Linked DNA regions of Homo sapiens: region 1 is linked to region 2. Evidence: chromatin loops called from intact Hi-C (ENCODE). Cell type or tissue: gastrocnemius medialis. All regions are shown on one strand. Links, peaks and the distances in the headings refer to the core of each region. The heading gives the core; the rest is flanking DNA.

The links. Peaks named below come from ENCODE experiments on the same cell type or tissue, not always from the same donor. Only the 100,000 strongest peaks of a DNase experiment are listed, where the experiment ranks them.
Region 1: a loop joins it to region 2, with 2.9 times the contacts of the local background. A loop is called at or near these places in 18 of 110 quality-filtered maps.

What each region holds. Positions count from the first base shown.
Region 1 is chr14:73,628,772-73,637,098 of GRCh38, reverse strand. It overlaps a transcript of HEATR4 not described here and the pseudogene NDUFB8P1. Among named protein-coding and RNA genes, the nearest start is that of DNAL1, 12 kb to the left of the region's middle. RefSeq lists an enhancer at 3,722-3,771. In gastrocnemius medialis, for the core only: CTCF peaks have their summits at 2,680, 3,275 and 3,480 (motif pointing right); DNase peaks (open chromatin) are centred at 2,664 and 3,358; H3K4me3 peaks cover 1,470 bases; H3K27ac peaks cover 1,584 bases.
Region 2 is chr14:73,564,719-73,573,045 of GRCh38, reverse strand. ACOT2 (acyl-CoA thioesterase 2) reads right to left here and starts at 3,833. Exons shown (of 3, transcript NM_006821.6): 1 at 3,163-3,833. The coding sequence starts at 3,805. It also overlaps a transcript of HEATR4 not described here and the pseudogene NT5CP1. RefSeq lists enhancers at 3,053-3,222, 4,417-5,616, 6,010-6,527. In gastrocnemius medialis, for the core only: CTCF peaks have their summits at 1,906 (motif pointing right) and 3,823; DNase peaks (open chromatin) are centred at 1,846, 2,705, 3,107 and 3,845; H3K4me3 peaks cover 2,631 bases; H3K27ac peaks cover 2,720 bases.

The DNA of each region.
Region 1 (8,327 bases), core at 113-8,112, 64 kb before region 2:
GGATTTATTATTGTGGTTGAAATAGACATTTATTTGAGCTATTTTGATTCTATAAATGTAAAAATATTTTTATATTTTTTTCCCTGTGAGTTAATCACTGGTAAATGGAAAAAAAGAAAAAGAAAAATCGCACCAAATATATGGGAAGTGTTTTGGTTTGAAGTACAAGTCCTGATAAGTCTAAGCAAATAGTTCTGCAAGCTTTGAGTTATGTAAGAATAAAAATCTCCTTTTTTTTTTCTTTTTTTAGACAGGGTTTCACTCCCATAGCCCAGGCTGGAATGCAGTGGCATAGTCTGGACTCACTGCAACCTCCACACCTCCCGGGCTCAAGCAATTCTTGTGCCCCACTGCACCCTGCTAATTTTTGTAGAGACAAGGTTTCTGCCATGTTGGCCAGGCTGGTCTTGAACTCCTGACCTCAGGCGATCCACCCACCTCAGCCTCCGAAAGTGCTGGGATTACAGGGGTAAGCCACCGTGCTGGCCGGATGTCTGCTTTTGTTTGTTCGTTTGTTTGTTTGAGAGACGGAGTCTTGATCTGTTGCCCAGGCTAAGGTACAGTGGTGCGATCTCAGCTCACTACAACCTCCACCTGCCAGGTTCAAGCGATTCTCCTGCCTCAGCTTCCCAAGTAGCTGGGACTACAGGTGTGTGCCACCATGCCCAGCTAATTTTTGTATTTTTTAGTAGAGACGGGGTTTCACTACACGTTGGCCAGGCTGGTCTCAAACTGCTGACCTCAGGTGATCTGCCCGCCTCGGCCTCTCAAAGTGCTGAGATTACAGGCGTGAGCCACTGCATCCGGCTGGATGTCTGGTTTTTAGCATGAGATTTTTAAAGCCAGGTACAGTGGCTCATGCCTGTAATCCCAGCACTTTGGGAGGCCGAGGTGAGCAGATCATTTGAGGTCGGGAGTTCGAGACCAGCCTGGTCATCATGGTGAAACCCCAAAAACCCATCTCTACTAAAAATACAAAAAACTAGCTGGTTGTGGTGGTGCATGCCTGTGATCCCAGCTAGTCGGGAGGCTGAGGTGGGAGAACCGCTTCAACTTGGGTGACGGAGGTTGCAGTGAGCTGAGATCTCACCACTGCACTCTAGCCTGGGCAACAGAGTGAGACTACGTCTCAAAAAACAAACAAAGAATCAAAAAACAAAAACAAACCCAGACATCCAAATTTAAAGGGCCCTTTGATTTCTCAATAAATTTAAGATATAGTCAGAGTCACCAGAATCCATAATTTGACAGGGATTAAACTGTTTTAAAGGTCTAATGAAGGTGTACTATAAAATGAACTACATGTGTGAAGAGATAGTAAAATGTCAAACTAATATCCTCCCAACGTTGGTCTATTATTTCTCTTTCAACAGTCCTGTTGGGGATGTTTTATTCCTTCACTATTCCAAGAGAAGAATTTATCGGCCAATTGTTTCCTGGTATTTTTCAGATATATTCCTTTGTTATTCCAATTAAAGTAAAAGTGGCTGGGCAGAGTGGTGAGATCCTGTAGTTCCAGCTACTTGGGAGGCTGAGGTGGGAGAATCGCTTCAGCCCTGGAAGGGAGGTTGCAGTGAGCCGTGACAGTGCCACTGCACTCCAGCCAGGGTGACAGAGTGAGACCCTGTCTCAAATAATAATAATAATAATAATAATAATAATAATAATAATAATAATAATAAAGCCAGGCTCAGTTGTGTGTGTCTGTAATCCCAGTACTTTGAGAAGTTGAGGTGGGAGGACTGCTTAAGGCCAGGAGTTCAAGACCAGTCTGGGCAGCATAGCAAGACCCTATCTCTAAAAAAACAAAAAGGTTAAAATGAGGCCATGTACGCCTGTAATCCCAGCACTTTGAGAAGATGAGGTGGAAGGATCACTTGAGCCCAGAAGGTCGAGGCTGCAATAAGCTATCATGATGCCATTGCACTCCAGCCTGGGTGACAGAGCAAGACCTAGTCTCTAAAAAAATAAGAATTTAAAAAAGAAAGATGGCTGGGTGTGGTGGTTCACACCTGTAATCCCAACACTTGGGGAGGCCAAGGTGGGAGGATCGCTGGAGCCCACGAGTTCAAGACCAGGCTGGGCAACGTAGGGAAACCCTGTCTCTACAAAAAATAAAAAAAAAATTTACCTGGGTGGCACATGGCTGCTGTCCCAGCTACTCTACTCTGAAGGCTGAGGTGGGAGGATCGCTTGGGCTCAGGAGGTTGAGACTGCTGTAAGCAAACAAAAGCATTTAATGCTAGAAACTTTGCAGCAATCTTATGCTTAATATAGCAAACACGCAGGGTCTATGCTCCTAAGGAATAGCGTATGCAGCACTAGGACTCTGGCGGGTGAGCAGCTGGCAGAAGAAAGGTGCATAAGCAGATGAAATTTGGATCCTAGCCACCATCTAGGGGAATGAATGTTCCACTTGAAGTCTAGGAGACAAAATAAAGGGATTAAGGAGCTCGCTTTGTTTTCAGATGACAAACCAGCTAGCAAAGCAAGCCAGTCGATTCCCTCACTCTGCTGTCAGGCACTCTGCGGAAAAGGGCCCCCGCACCTGATGGCAGCAGGAAGACCCCCCGCAGGCGGCCGGCTCGCAGGCGCGCGGCGCAGCTCGGGGATGGAGAACCAGCGCTGCACCTGGGCCGAGGCCAGCGCCGGACTCAGCGGCGCCGCCTGCTGCAGCGGCGTTAGGTGGATGGTCACCTCCACTATGAGGGGGTTTTTCAAGGCGGCCCTCCGCATTCGACTGAGGCGTGGATCCTTCGAAGCGGCCGGCATGAGGCTCCACAGGAGCCCCATGGGCCCCACGCCCGTGAAGTCGCCTCCTAGAGCCAGGTCCCCGGCCAGGTCCAGCCCCCCGCCGCTGTCCACCTCGTAGTGGGCAAGGGAGTGGAAGAGGCGGCCTCGGTGGCTGACGCCCGACACCTGCAGGGTCACCGGCTCCCCCGAGCCCAAGCCTTCTGCTTTCATATCCAGGCACTTGTCGGCCAGCCCAGTCTTGGGCGTGACGGTCAGGGTCGCGGCCTTTTGGGAGAAAAAGGACGATGTGGATATCGGCCTCCAGGCCTGGAGGGGGACCCCAGAGGCTCGGAGCGCTGCCCGGACCGCCGGCCACATGGTCCGGGACTGTCGCGGCTTTGACCTCCGCCAAGGTCGAGGCGGCCTGGCACTGGCGGCCGAGGTTCCGCGCTGAAGAGGAGGGAGGAGGGGGGCCCGGCCTGGCAGGTCGTGGCCCTGTGGGGCAAAACCCTGCAGGGCCACGTGATGGGACCTGGGCTGGTCCCTGCGGCGCCACTTAGCAACGGGCTGCAAGAAGAGACGACTTCGGAGGGCCCAGGGTCCTTTGAGCTCCTAGAGGTCCCGTGTGGAACCATCTGGAAGAGGTAGGATCCCCTCGCGAGTTTACCCCGGACGTGTGGCGAATAAAGTTAAGCATTTTTAACGGTAAGTGCCGGCCTCTGGCCGCCTCTGAATTTCCTCACTGGCCACCAGGGGTCAATATTCCCTAAGCCTGATTGAAGGAGGCCAAGTGTGCTAGGGTCCTAACAAATTCCTTTCCTCCGTTTTAAGTAATCTTTGTCCTGGATTAAGAAAGACTATCAAAGTTAAAGTTTAAACGTTTCCGATGAGATACTGAATTGAACTATAAAATAGTAGGGATTGATAATAGAAACTGGTGGAGAGACACTTCCCCAACTTGAATGCCAGCAAAGACCTAAAACGAGCCCAGCGGGGACATAGGGGATGAGCTCAGGAGGGAGCATAAATTTTGCTTTTTCATTCAGAAAGTGGAACTACAGGACAGCCCGCAGTGGCTCACGCCTGTAATCCCAGCACTTTAGGAGGCCGAAGCGGATGGATCACGTGAGGTCAGGAGTTCGAGACCAGCCTGGCCAGAATGGTGAAACCAAATCTCTACTAAAAATTCAAAAATTAGCCAGGCGTGGTGGCAGGCACCTGTAATCCCAGCTACTCGGGAGGCTGAGGCGAGAGAATCGCATGAAACCGGGAGGCGGAGGCTGCAGTGAGCCGATATTGTGCCATTGCACTCCAGCTTGGGGGACAGAATGAGACCCCATCTCAAAAAAAAAAAAAAAGAGAGAGAGAGAGAGAGAAAGCTGAATTACAGATATATACCCTAAGGAAATAAGTTCTATTGTCCTGTGGACTGGAACAAGTGTTAACAATGTATATTTTTTGTATGCAGAAGAAAAGCTTACAAGTATATTACATTTCTTCTTCTTCTTTTTTTTTTTTTTTTGAGACAGGGTCTCACTCTGTCACCCAGGCTGGAGTGCAATGGCGTGATCTTGGCTCACTGCAACCTCCACTTCCCGGGTTCAAGTGATTCTCCTACCTCAGCCTCCCTAGTAGCTGGGATTATAGGCGCAAACCACTGCATCTGGCTAATTTTTGTATTTTTAGTAGAGATGGGGTTTCACCATGTTGGCCAGGCTGGTCTTGAACTCCTGACCTCAGGTGATCCCCCTGCCTTGGCCTCCCAAAGTGCTGGGATTACAGGCATGAGCCACTGCCCCCAGCCAAGTATATTACATTTCTGTTTTTTTAAGAGAGAGAAAAGGCCTTGAACCCACAAAATAAAACCATAGTTTTTCATTCATACATATGAATATTGTATTTTGTATATATATACAAAATGGTTCTGGAATGGTTCTGGAAGGAAACACTTCAAACTGGTAATAGTAACTACCCTTGGGAGAAGACTGAGATTGGGTAATGAGTTAAGAGGACCTTTTATTTTATCTGTATTACTTGAATCTTTCACAGTGAAGAAAGTATTGATATATGTAATTTAAAATTTGTTTTCCGGCTAGGCATGGTGGCTCATGCCTGTAATCCCAGCATTTTGGGAGACAGAGGCAGAAGGATCACTTTGAGGCCAGGAGTTCAAGACCACCCTGGGCAACATAACGAGACCCCCATCTCTACAAATTTCCTTTTCTTTTTTTTTTTTTAAACCACCACAGCACTGAGTTTTATTAGGGATTTCATTAAGGTTAAATTTATAGGAATGAGGGAGTCTTAGTTAGAGGGCGCAAAAGCCCACAAAGCCTCCTGGTATCCATAGTCAACCACTGGCTCAGGTTCTTTGGAGAGATCGCCACCTTGTTCCAGGTACAGATTATTGCAAGGACACTGTTTTGGTCCCACGGGCTGGTAGACAGGGTAAATCACCCCCACCCAGAACATGAACATCATGAAAGCCACAGAGCCGAAGAGCTGTATACACATGATATTCCAAGAAACAGGTGTGGGGGACATAGCTACATGGTTCCTGATATGCATGTCTAGGTGCCAGTGTATCCCCAGTTCAACCTCAGGCCAGGTGGTCTCAGTTATACCACAGATCCCTCTTCTGCTATAAGTGGTCAGGGAGCTTCAGGTAGTCCCCATACCCCATGCCGTCATTCGAATAAGGCTCGTAGTCTTCCACACACATATTTATACTTCTTGGTGGCAGCGACCCGTTCTTCTGGGGTCTTAGGTTAGGGCCCCGGGAGCATGCCCTTGGTAATGTGGGAGGCTGTCTGTGCACCCAGTGGCATCACATTCTGGGATGCCCTTTGCGGCCACTAGACTCCCAGGACCCCAGCCCTGGCCGCCACTACCTTCACCTACTACATTTTTTCAAATAGCTGGCCATGGTGGCTCATGCCTGTTGTCCTAGCTACTCAGGAGGCTGAAGTGGGAGGACCACTTGAGCCCAGGAGTTAGAGGTTGCAGTGAGCTATGGATTGCACCACTGCACCCCAGCCTGGGTGACAGAGCAAGACCTGGTCTCTAAAAATTAAAAAAAAAATTGTTTTCTACTATTCTATCTTAATTAAAACGCATGTGTAAAATGAGGTGAATTAACCCAGGTGAACATATTTTATTAAACTGCTTGTCAAGGAAGAGGGGTATGTATATAAATCCTAAATTTGGGGAGAAACAATCCCATTTTCAAATCTTATCCCATTTATCTATAAATAATTGTCATGTGTCATATTTCTGGATAGAATGTATTTGCCACTGAAAACACATGGCCATTGGACCAAGAGTTTCTGGTTTAGAGCCATCCAACAACCCTGTTTTCTTTGAAAAGTAAGTACCTGCAAGGTACTTTTCTCTGAAAAGCAAGGACTTGTTAAAGTCCTGTCTTTGGTCCTTTCGCCATAAATATTGTTGGGGCTCAGAGAACAATACCCCAAAATGAAGGCCTCAGAAGGGAAAGTTTTTCTTTGCCCTTCTCCTGCCACCCTGCTCTGAGTCCCATTCTTCCCTGAGGCTAGCCATAAAAACTAGAATCCCTTTTCTTCCAGGCAGATCATAGAAACCAGAACTCCTTTTCCCTAAAGCCAGTGATAAAACCTCAAAATATTACTGTAATTTTCCCTCTGCCTTTCTGTGTAAAAATTGGCTGTAAACAAATGATCTGATCTACCTTATTTGACTGTAAGTCGTGATTCCCATTCTAAAGAGGGACCGGCATGCCCCACACCCAGAAGGAAGGAATGAAGCTCAGAGAAGCCAAGAAGAATCTAGACAGACAGGCCTTGCTGGGTTTCCCCACTCAGCTTAGTAGCATTTTATTGGGGGAGCGAACCACTATGGTGGCATGGGGTAAAAGAATTTACCAAGACAGTTGTAGGTAAAGAAAGGCAGATTTATTAGAGAAAGTAGGAAAATACGTTGCGAGAACGTTGCAACAGGCAGGCCAGCAGAAGAGAAGTTGACTGCAAAGAAACAAAGGCTTGCTGGGGACTTTATAGAATAATGTTTATGCTGTCTGTTGAAGAGGGATTTGTGCAGTAGCGATAACACCAAGGTTGCAGTGAGCTAACTTGGAGGGGTCTGGTGATAGTTGGGCGGAGGAAGATTATCAGTTATTTGTGCAGGAGGGCTGTGTCCTGGACCATGAAGAAAGGCAGACTGGTAGCTTATCTGCGTCTTCTTTTTGCTTTCCCCTGCTCCCACCAGCCTGACTCCCTTTGTCTAATTAGGACACCACGTACCCTTTTTGTCCAATCATATTTCTTTTTTTTTTAAATTTTTTTGTTTTTTATTTTTTATTTTTTTTGAGATGGTGTCTTGCTCTGTCGCCCAAGCTGGAATGCGGTGGAGCCAATTTAAAATGATAAGAAATAAGTAATCTGGGGCCGGGTGTGGTGGTTCACGTCTGTAATCCCAGCACTTTGGGAGGCCGAGGAGGGCGGATCTCAAAGTCAGGAGATCCAAACCATCCTGGCTAACACGGTGAAACCCCGTCTCTACTAAAAAAATACAAAAAAATTAGCCGGGCTTGGTGGCGGGTGCCTGTAGTCCCAGCTACTTGGGAGGCTGAGGCAGGAGAATGGCGTGAACCCGGGAGGCAGAGCTTGCAGTGAGCTGAGATTGCACCACTGCACTCCAGCCTGGGCAACAGAGTGAGACTCCATCTCAAAAAAAAAAAAAATCTAAACTTTCCACCTTGGGTTGTGAAGCTACATCATGTGACCCTAACATACCATTAACTTTCTTATAGTCCCCTTCATGCAGCTCTGCACTCTTCCAGTCTCTCCTCAAGCTGGAAGGCACTAGAGCCAAGTGGTCAGTGAAGGCATGGGCTTTGGCCTTGGACTGACTTAGCTCTCCCACTAACCAGGCATGTTTCTTCTCTTGGATCTCCATTTCCTTATCTGAAATAATAATTGTTAATACAGGGATACCTGGGAGATATTGCAGATTTGCTTCCAGACCACTGCAATAAAGCACATATCACAATAAAGTGAGTCACATGAATGTTTGGTTTCCCAGTGCATATAAAAGGTGTATAATATACTGTAGTCTATTAAGTTGCCATAGCATTATGTTTAAAAAAAGTACATACCTTAATGAAAAAACACACCTCTGCTAAATAATGCTAATGATTATCTGAGACTTCAGTGGGTCGTAATCTTTTTGCTGATATTTTTGCCTCCATTTGAAGGCCACAGACTCACTAGGGTGGTGGTTGCAGAAGGTTGGTGTGGCTGTGGCAATTTTTTTTTCTTTCTTTTTTTTTTTTTGGGAACATACTCTCGCTCTTGTTGCTCAGGCTGAAGTGCAGTGGCGTTATCTCGGCTCACTGCAACCTCCACCTCCCAGGTACAGGGAATTCTCCTGCCTCAGCCTCCCAAGTAGGTGGGATTACAGGCGCCCACCACTATGCCCGGGTAACTTTTTTGTATTTTTAGTAGAGACGGGGGTTTCACCATGTTGACCAGGCTGGTCTCAAACTCCTGACCTCCGGTCATCCACCAGCCTCGGCTTCCCAAAATGCTAGGATTACCGGCATGAGCCACTGCTGTGGC
Region 2 (8,327 bases), core at 77-8,076:
CTCAAAAGGCTACTCATTCTGAATGACTCCACTTACTGATATTTTTATCATTTACATTAAAGGTTTTGTGTTTCACACAAAATTAAATAGTAATAATGCAGGCTGGGTCCGGTGGCTCACGCCTGTAACCCCAGCACTTTGGGAGGCTGAGACGGGTGGATCACCTGAGGTCAGGAGTTCGAGACCAGCCTGGCCAACATGGTGAAACCCCATCTGTACTAAAAATACAAAAATTAGCTGGGTGTGGTGGCGGCCACCTGTAATCCCAGCTACTCGGGAGGCTGAGGGAGGAGAATCGCTTGAACCCGGGAGGTGGAGGTTGCAGTGAGCCAAGATTGTGCCACTACTCCAGCCTGGGCGAAAGAGCGAGACACTGTCTCAAAAAAAAAAAAAAAAAAAAAAAAAATGCAAACACCTTACAGGCAACACTTTTAAGACATAGTTCAGTGCTGATACCCGCAAACCATCAACGTCCCACAGACCCCTGTGCCCTTTCCTCTCTTTCCAGTATCCTGGACTTTCTGTGTATCACTCTTGGTTTTCTTCATAGTATTACCACTTAGATTATGTACCTTAATATTTTATTTTGCCTAGTTTTTGAATTGTATCTAAATGGAATGATACTGAATGTGTTCTCCTAGGGTTTGACTGTTTCACTCAACAGTGGTTTGGAGATTCATCCATGTTGATTCTTTTTTTTTCTTTTCTTTTGTATATCTTGATAGATGTTGATTCTTGTAGCTGTAGTTCAATCACTTTGACTGCTGGAAATATACCTCAATTTATTAATCTGTTCTATTGTTGATGGACATTTGGACTGTTTCCAGTTGACTTTGCTCTTTTTTTAAATTAATCCAGACTGCTCATCTGGCCTCTTATAAGGAATATGCCTCCTGGTGCACATGTACAAGTAGAATAACATATTTAACTTTGTAAGTTAAGACAAATTGTTGCCCAGAGCAGATGAATATGTTGCTCCTTCTAGCAGTGAGTTTCATTTCCTCCACATACTGGTCAGCAATTGATAATGCTAGCTTCTAAAAGTGGGCCACTTCTGAGGGTGTGAAATGTACTCTGTTGTTTTATTTTGCATTTCTTTGATTATTAATAAGGATAAGCATCATTTCATTTTTACACTGGCTGATTGCTCTTTATGTAATATAAAAGTATCCAGTAACCTCAAATTTCCATTTGACAGGAAGAGGTTTTCCTATTGTAAATGCTAATTTACATAAATCTTAACATACTGTGCGAATTCAAAGAAAAGTTGCAAAAATGAGAAACTTTTAAAGAACATTTCTGGGCCCCATACCCCTAGGATCCCGAGAAACCCCAGTGCCCCGGCAGCGATGAGCACAGCCCACGCGTGTGCTGATGGACAGGGACCGCGTGCTGGCAGCTTCCAGACGGCCTCCTGCGGGGCTTCAGCCGCCCCTTCTCAGGGAGCTGCATGTGACACTGCAGCAGCACCGCAGCTTCCTGGTCTGGAAGCAGTACCTCACCCTGCTGCCGGACCTGGTGGATAAAGTGGCCCACGGGTGTGAAGCCCAGGCTTTTCCCTAGTCTTGAAGCCCAACCCCGGAGGACCTTGCAAGAGATGAAGCACATGCAAAACACCGAGGTCTTCACACTGCACCAGCCCCTGCCAAAGTATGACCACTGTGTGGGTGAGAAGCACCGCTGGGTAGGGCAGCACCTGGAGCCCCAGCTTGTGGAGTGAATTATCCTGACAATGGACAAGACCGTGGTCTTTGGGGACTTGCTCACTGATGACAAAGATACCATTCGAGGCCAAGAGGAGAGGCCACAATAGTACCTGGTCCTGCCATGCATAGGGACGCGGCTGCTCTCCTGGAATGGTAACAGGGAGATCATAGCCAGCCAGCGGGGAGCTAGGCAGCAGGAACGAACAGGCCCTGCAGGGGGCAGCAGCTGCAGCTGGAGCAATGGTGGGCGGGCAGGCACCAAAACCTCTGCACTGTCACAGGCCCAGCCACCTGGCACCTCCTAGCTGCCATGGAAATACAGTGAGAAAACCAGTCGGAATTCTTATTTAAAAAAAAAAAAAAGTGGCTTCCTAGTCAATACATAAATAAGAACATTAAAAAATTGAAACTACCTGAATTTTTTTTTTTTTTTTTTAAGATAGAGTCACTCTTGTCCCCCAGGCTGGAGTGCAATGGCATGATCTCAGCTCACTGCAACCTCTGCCTCCCGGGTTCCAGCGATTCTCCTGCCTCAACCTCCTAAGTAGTTGGGACTACAGGCATGCACCACCACGCCTGGCTAATTTTTCTATTTTTAGTAGAGATGGGGTTTCACCATGTTGGCCAGGCTGGTCTCGAACTCCTGACCTCAGGTGATCCGCCGGCCTCGGCCTCCCAAAGCGCTAGGATTACAGGCGTTAGCCACCGCGCCCGGCCTGTTTTGTTTTTAATATAAGTGTCTTTTTCCTTTCCTTACAATGTCTTTTTTTTGAGACGGAGTCTCGCTCTGTCGCCCAGGCTGGAGTGCAGTGGCGCGATCTCAGCTCACTACAAACTCTGCCTCCCGGGTTCACACCATTCTCCTGCCTCAGCCTCCCGAGTAGCTGGGACTACAGGCGCCCGCTACTACGCCCAGCTACTGTTTTGTATTTTTAGTAGAGACGGGGTTTCACCGTGTTAGTCAGGATGGCCTCAATCTTTTGATCTCGTGATCTGCCCGCCGAGACTTCCCAAAGTGCTGGGATTACAAGCGTGAGCCACTGCGCCTGGCCCTTACAATGTCTTTTAACTGAGCACTAGGTTTGAGGGACCTCTCAGTTTTGGAGCGGCAGGGACACTTCCCCAATCAGCTTTCCATTCCATTCCTGTTTCTTTACACTAACCTCCGGAAGGTTGGAAGCTACATCCCTTCTTCGTGTGAAAAGGGCAGGGACGGAAAAAAAAAAAAAGTGTAACTCCCCTCAAAGTGCCGGGCGCGGTGGCTCACCCTGTAATCCCAGCTCTTAGGGAGGCAGAGGCGGGAAGATAGCTGGAGACCAGGAATTCGAAACCTGCCTGGGCAATATAGCCCGGGGGCGCGGCGGGGGGGCATACACATAAGCGAAAAGCGTGGGGCGGGGGAGACACACAAAGTGAAAGGCGAACGAACACGGAACAATTAGCGGAGGTGAGTCACCTGGCGGCAGGAAGAGCGTGCCTCGCACCCGGCCCACGCGCACCGGCTCGCGCCGCACCCCGGGCGGGAGGAAGTAGCGCTCGTGCCGCGTCTGGCACAGCAGCCGCCCGGGGTCGGGGTCGTGGCCATCCAGCACCTCCAGCTCCACGGCCAAGGGCGTTCGCACGTCGCGCTTCACCAGCCGCACCAAAGGTTTCTCGGGCTCCAAGGCCCAGAGCAGCCCCATGGGCTCAAGCCCCGCGAAGCTGCCGCCCAGCGCGGGCGCGCGCTCCAGGTCCAGCTCGCCAAGAGTGTCGGCGCGGTAGCGCGCGTGGGCCTGGAAAAGCGCGCCCTTCTCGTCGCGCAGGGACGCGCGCAGCGTGACCGGCTGCTCCGGGGCTAGGCCGCGCACGGCGATTCGCACCGGTTCGTCCCAGCAGCAGCGGCCCGCAGGCTCCAGGATCAGCGTCGCCGCCATCCGAGCAGGAACCCTAATGATCTGACCAACCTGCCTCAGCTGTGGAGACCCCAGGAACTGCGCCGAACTCTTCAGGCTCCATTGGTACAGCCGGGACGCTCGAAGGACAGCAGGAGATGAGGCCATTTTGAATTCAGACCTGAGAACAACTGAATGGGGGTGGGGAGAAAGAAGCTTGTTAGACATCCTCTCGGGCTGCCGTCGCAGGCTAAGCGCCCACTAGGGCAGAGCTGTCTGCTAACGTGAGCGGGGAAGGCCAGAGTCCAGCCGATCAGCCAGACCAAATATAGACACACTGGAACTTGCTTAAAGTCTCCTGTGTTGAAACCTCCACTTTATGTTGGAAAGCTACTTCCTAGGTTTGCTTTTCAGAAGCTTGCTGGCCTGCGGAATGGGCTGGACCAGGGCTGGTTCTTAAAGAACCAGGCAGCTAGCAGTCTCCAGGCTCCAAACTCCTGATGGCGAAGAGGAATGCAGAGCTGGAGTTAGTTTTGATCACTTTGTTGAATAATTCACACTCATTACTAATCTTAGGGCTTTTCTTTCAAAATCTGCACCATGGTGTTTTGCTTTTGTGTTCTCTGTATATGCCTATCCTCCACATCAATCCCACATCGAAGGGTGCTGGCTTCTTACTAGCTGTGTGACCTCTGAGCTTCATTCCTTACAAGTGTAAAAATAGCCAAATGGGGTAATAGGTAGTAATTTCTCAAACTCCTGACTTTGTAATCCGCCCGCCTCAGCCTCCCAAAATGCTAGGATTTACAGGCATGAGCCACCGCGCCCGGCTAATAGTTATTATTTTGTTTTACTGGTTTCTCAATTATTGTCCCAGTCAGGCAAGGGTTACTTTTTTTTTTTGAGAGACAGGGTCTCACTACATTGCCAGACTGGAGTACAGCGGCAGTTTACCATCACTGCACTTACAAACCTCCAACTCCTGGTGCTCAAGCCATCTTCCTGACTCAGCCTCTCAAATACCTCAAAGGACTACCGGAGCTCCCCATGCATCGCGCTTTTTTCTACTTTTTCGTAAGCTATTGGTTTCACCAGAGGTGTGGTGTTTTTTTTTTTCATCACTTAAGCTTTAGGCCCCTGCCAAGCCCTTGTACCTGATTTTATAATTTCCTACCTGTGTAATTAGAGAAAGCTATAAATGTGTAGGCTTCAAACCCACAAAACCTGTGTTTGCCTCTGCTCCTAATAAGGCTGTCCTCAAGGTAAGCCTTTTTATCTCGTTCCAAATCTCTCATGTCCCACGTCATTAATCATACAATTCCCTGTCAGTTCTAATTACCTTTGTATAACACCTCAAGTATGTTCTGTGCCTAGAACTCTCAGGAAGTAAGAAGGCAAATAATTCTGTGTCTGGAATTGGTTCCTTCTGGTGGATTCTTGGTCTCGCTGACATCAAGAATGAAGCCGCAGACCCTCGCAGTGACTGTTACAGTTCTTAATACAGTTCTGAAAAGTAGTGTGTCTGGAGTTTGTTTCCTCTGATGTTCAGATGCGTCCGGAATGTGTTCCTTCTGGTGGGTTCATGGTCTCGCTTCTCACCGACTTCAAGAGTAAAGCCACAGACCTTCAAGGTGAGTGTTACAGCTCATAAAGGCAGCAGGTCCAGAGTTGTTTTTCTTGTTCCTCTCAGTGGGTTCATGGTCTTGGCTTCAGGAGTGAAGCTGTATACCTTCACGGTGTTACAGCTCTGAAATGCAGTATGGACCCAAAGAAGGAGCAGTAGCAAGGTTTATTGTGAAGTACAAAAGAACAAAGCTTCCATCAGCCTGGAGCGGAACTCACGCAGGTTACCACTACTAGCTGGGGTGACCAGCTTTTATTCCCTTATTTGGCCCTGCTCATGTCCTGCTGATTGGTCCATTTTACAGAGCGCTGATTTTCCATTTTACAGAGTGCTGATTGGTTCGTTTTACAAAGTGCTGATTGGTTCGTTTTTACCCAGTGCTGATTGGTGCGTTTACAAACCTTTAGCTAGACACAGAGTGCTGATTGGTGCATTTACAATCCTTTAGCTAGACAAAAAAGTTCTCCAAGTCCCCACCCAACCCAGAAGCCCAGCGGTCTTCACCTCTCAATAGTAGCTAATGGTTAATACTTACAAGAACCCTATCAGTAAATTAAGGCCCAGAGAATTTAACTGATTTTCTGAAGATCACACAGCTAGAAAGTGGAAGTTGGGCAAGATGGCTCACGCCTGTAATCCCAGTTTACTTGGAGGCTGAGGTGGCAGGGTTGCTTAAGGCCAGGAGTTTCGCACCAACCTGGACAACATAGCAAGACCCTGTCTCTAAAAAGAAAAAGGGGATGGGCGCGGTGGCTCACACCTGTAATCCCAGAACTTTGGGAGGCTGAGGCGGGTGGATCATGAGGTCAGGAGATCGACACCATCCTGGCTAACACAGTGAAACCCCATCTCTACTAAAAAAAAATACAAGAAATTAACTGGGCATGGTGGCAGGCACCTGTAGTCCCAGCTGCTCCAGAGGCTGAGGCAGGAGAATGGCGTGAACCCCAGAGGTGGAGCTTGTGAGAGGTGACAGCGTGCTGGCAGCCCTCACAGCACTTCCTCTGCCTGGGCTCCCACTTTGGCGGCACTTGAGAAGCCCTTCAGCCCACCGCTGCACTGTGGGAGCCCCTTTCTGGGCTGGCCAAGGCCGGAGCCGTCTCCCTCAGCTTGCAGGGAGGTGTGGAGGGAGAGGCGCAAGTGGGAACTGAGGCTGCGTTCCGCACTTGCGGGCCAGCTGGAGTTCCAGGTGGGCATGGGCTTGGTGGGCCCCACACTCGGAGCCGCCAGCTGGCCCTGCCAGCCCCGGGCAATGAGGGGCTTAGCACCTGGGCCAGCGGCTGCGGAGGGTGTGCTGGGTCCCCCAGCAGTGCCGGCCCACTGGCGCTGTGCTCAATTTCTCGCTGGGCCTTAGCTGCCTTCCCACGGGAAAGGGCTTAGGACCTGCAGCCCTCCATGCCTGAGCCTCCCCCCGCCTCCGTGGGCTCCTGTGCAGCCTGAGCTTCCCTGACGAGCGCCGCCCCCTGCTCCACGGAGCCCAGTCCCATTGACCACCCAAGGGCTGAGGAGTGTGGGCTCACGGTGCGGGACTGGCAGGCAGCTCCACCTGCAGCCCCAGTGCACGATCCACTGGGTGAAGCCAGCTGGGCTCCTGAGTCTAGTGGGAACTTGGAGAACCTTTATGTCTAGCTAGGGGATTGTAAATACACCAATCGGCACTCTGTATCTAGCTCAAGGTTTGTAAACACACCAATCAGCACCCTGTGTCTAGCTCAGGGTTTGTGAATGCACCAATCAACACTCTGTATCTAGCTACTCTGGTGGGGACTTGGAGAACCTTTGTGTCAACACTCTGTATCTAACTATTCTGGTGGGGACGTGGAGAACTTTTGTGTCTAGCTGAGGAATTGTAAACGCACCAATCAGTGCCCTGTCAAAACAGACCCCTGGGCTCTACCAATCAGCAGGATGTGAGTGGGGCCAGATAAGAGAATAAAAGCAGGCTGCCCTAGCCAGCAGTGGCAACCCGCTGGGGTCCCCCTTCCACACTGTGGAAACTTTGTTCTTTCGTTCTTTGCAATAAATCTTACTGCTGCTCACTCTTTGCGTCCACACTGCCTTTATGAGCTCTAACACTCACCACCAAGGTCTGTAGCTTCACTCCTGAAGCCAGCGAGACCATGAACTCACCGGGAAAAACGAACAACTCCAGACACGCCGCCTTAAGAGCTGTAACACTCACCACGAAGGTCCGCAGCTTCAGTCCTAAGCCAGCGAGACCATGAACCCACCAGAAGGAAGAAACTCCGAACACATCCGAACATCAGAAGGAACGAACTCTGGACATGCCACCTTTAAGAGCTGTAATGCTCCCGTGAGGGTCCACGGCTTCATTCTTGAAGTCAGTGAGACCAAGAATCCACCAATTCTGGACACACTTGCAGTGAGCCGAGATTGGGCCACTGCACTCCAGCCTGGGCGACTGAGCAAGACTCCTCAGAAAAAAAAAAAAAAAAGGAAAAGAAAAAGGGAGAGGGTTCATACCTTTGAAATCTGATTCTCAAGCCTGGGCTCTGAACAACTATGCTTTAACTGTCTCTCACATGATGTTGAAGAAGATTTAGAAAAGAAACTCATATATTGATGAATGTATAAACTGGTATGACCTTTTCATGGCAATCAGTGCAAAAATACTTAAAAGATCCCTTCTCTTTGACTCAGCTCCACGTCTAGGAATTTCTTTTAAGTAAACCTTAATGAATGTGTGTAAATATTTGGCTACAAGGATGCTTATCATATCATTTTAATAGAGAAAAAATTAGAAACAAGTGAGCAATATGAATTTGGTTTAACCAGTTTAATTGTGATGTCATAAATGAAATCAGTGTAGACATCTAAAGTTATATAGCAGAAGAATATATGATGAGCATTTTTCCATCACACTGATGAAAAAAGCAGGTTAGAGAACAGTATAAATATATTTTTTACCAAGATATTAACATTTTTTAAAAAGACTACTGAAACAATACACCAGTAGCTGGGTGCAGTGGTTCATGCTTGTAGTTCCAGCTGTTAGGAGGGAGTCCTAGGCAGGAGATTGCTTGAGCCCAGGAGGAGTTCGATACCAGCTTGGGCAACAGAGCAAGATCTCATCTCTAAAAAAAAAAAAAAAAAAACAAAAAACAG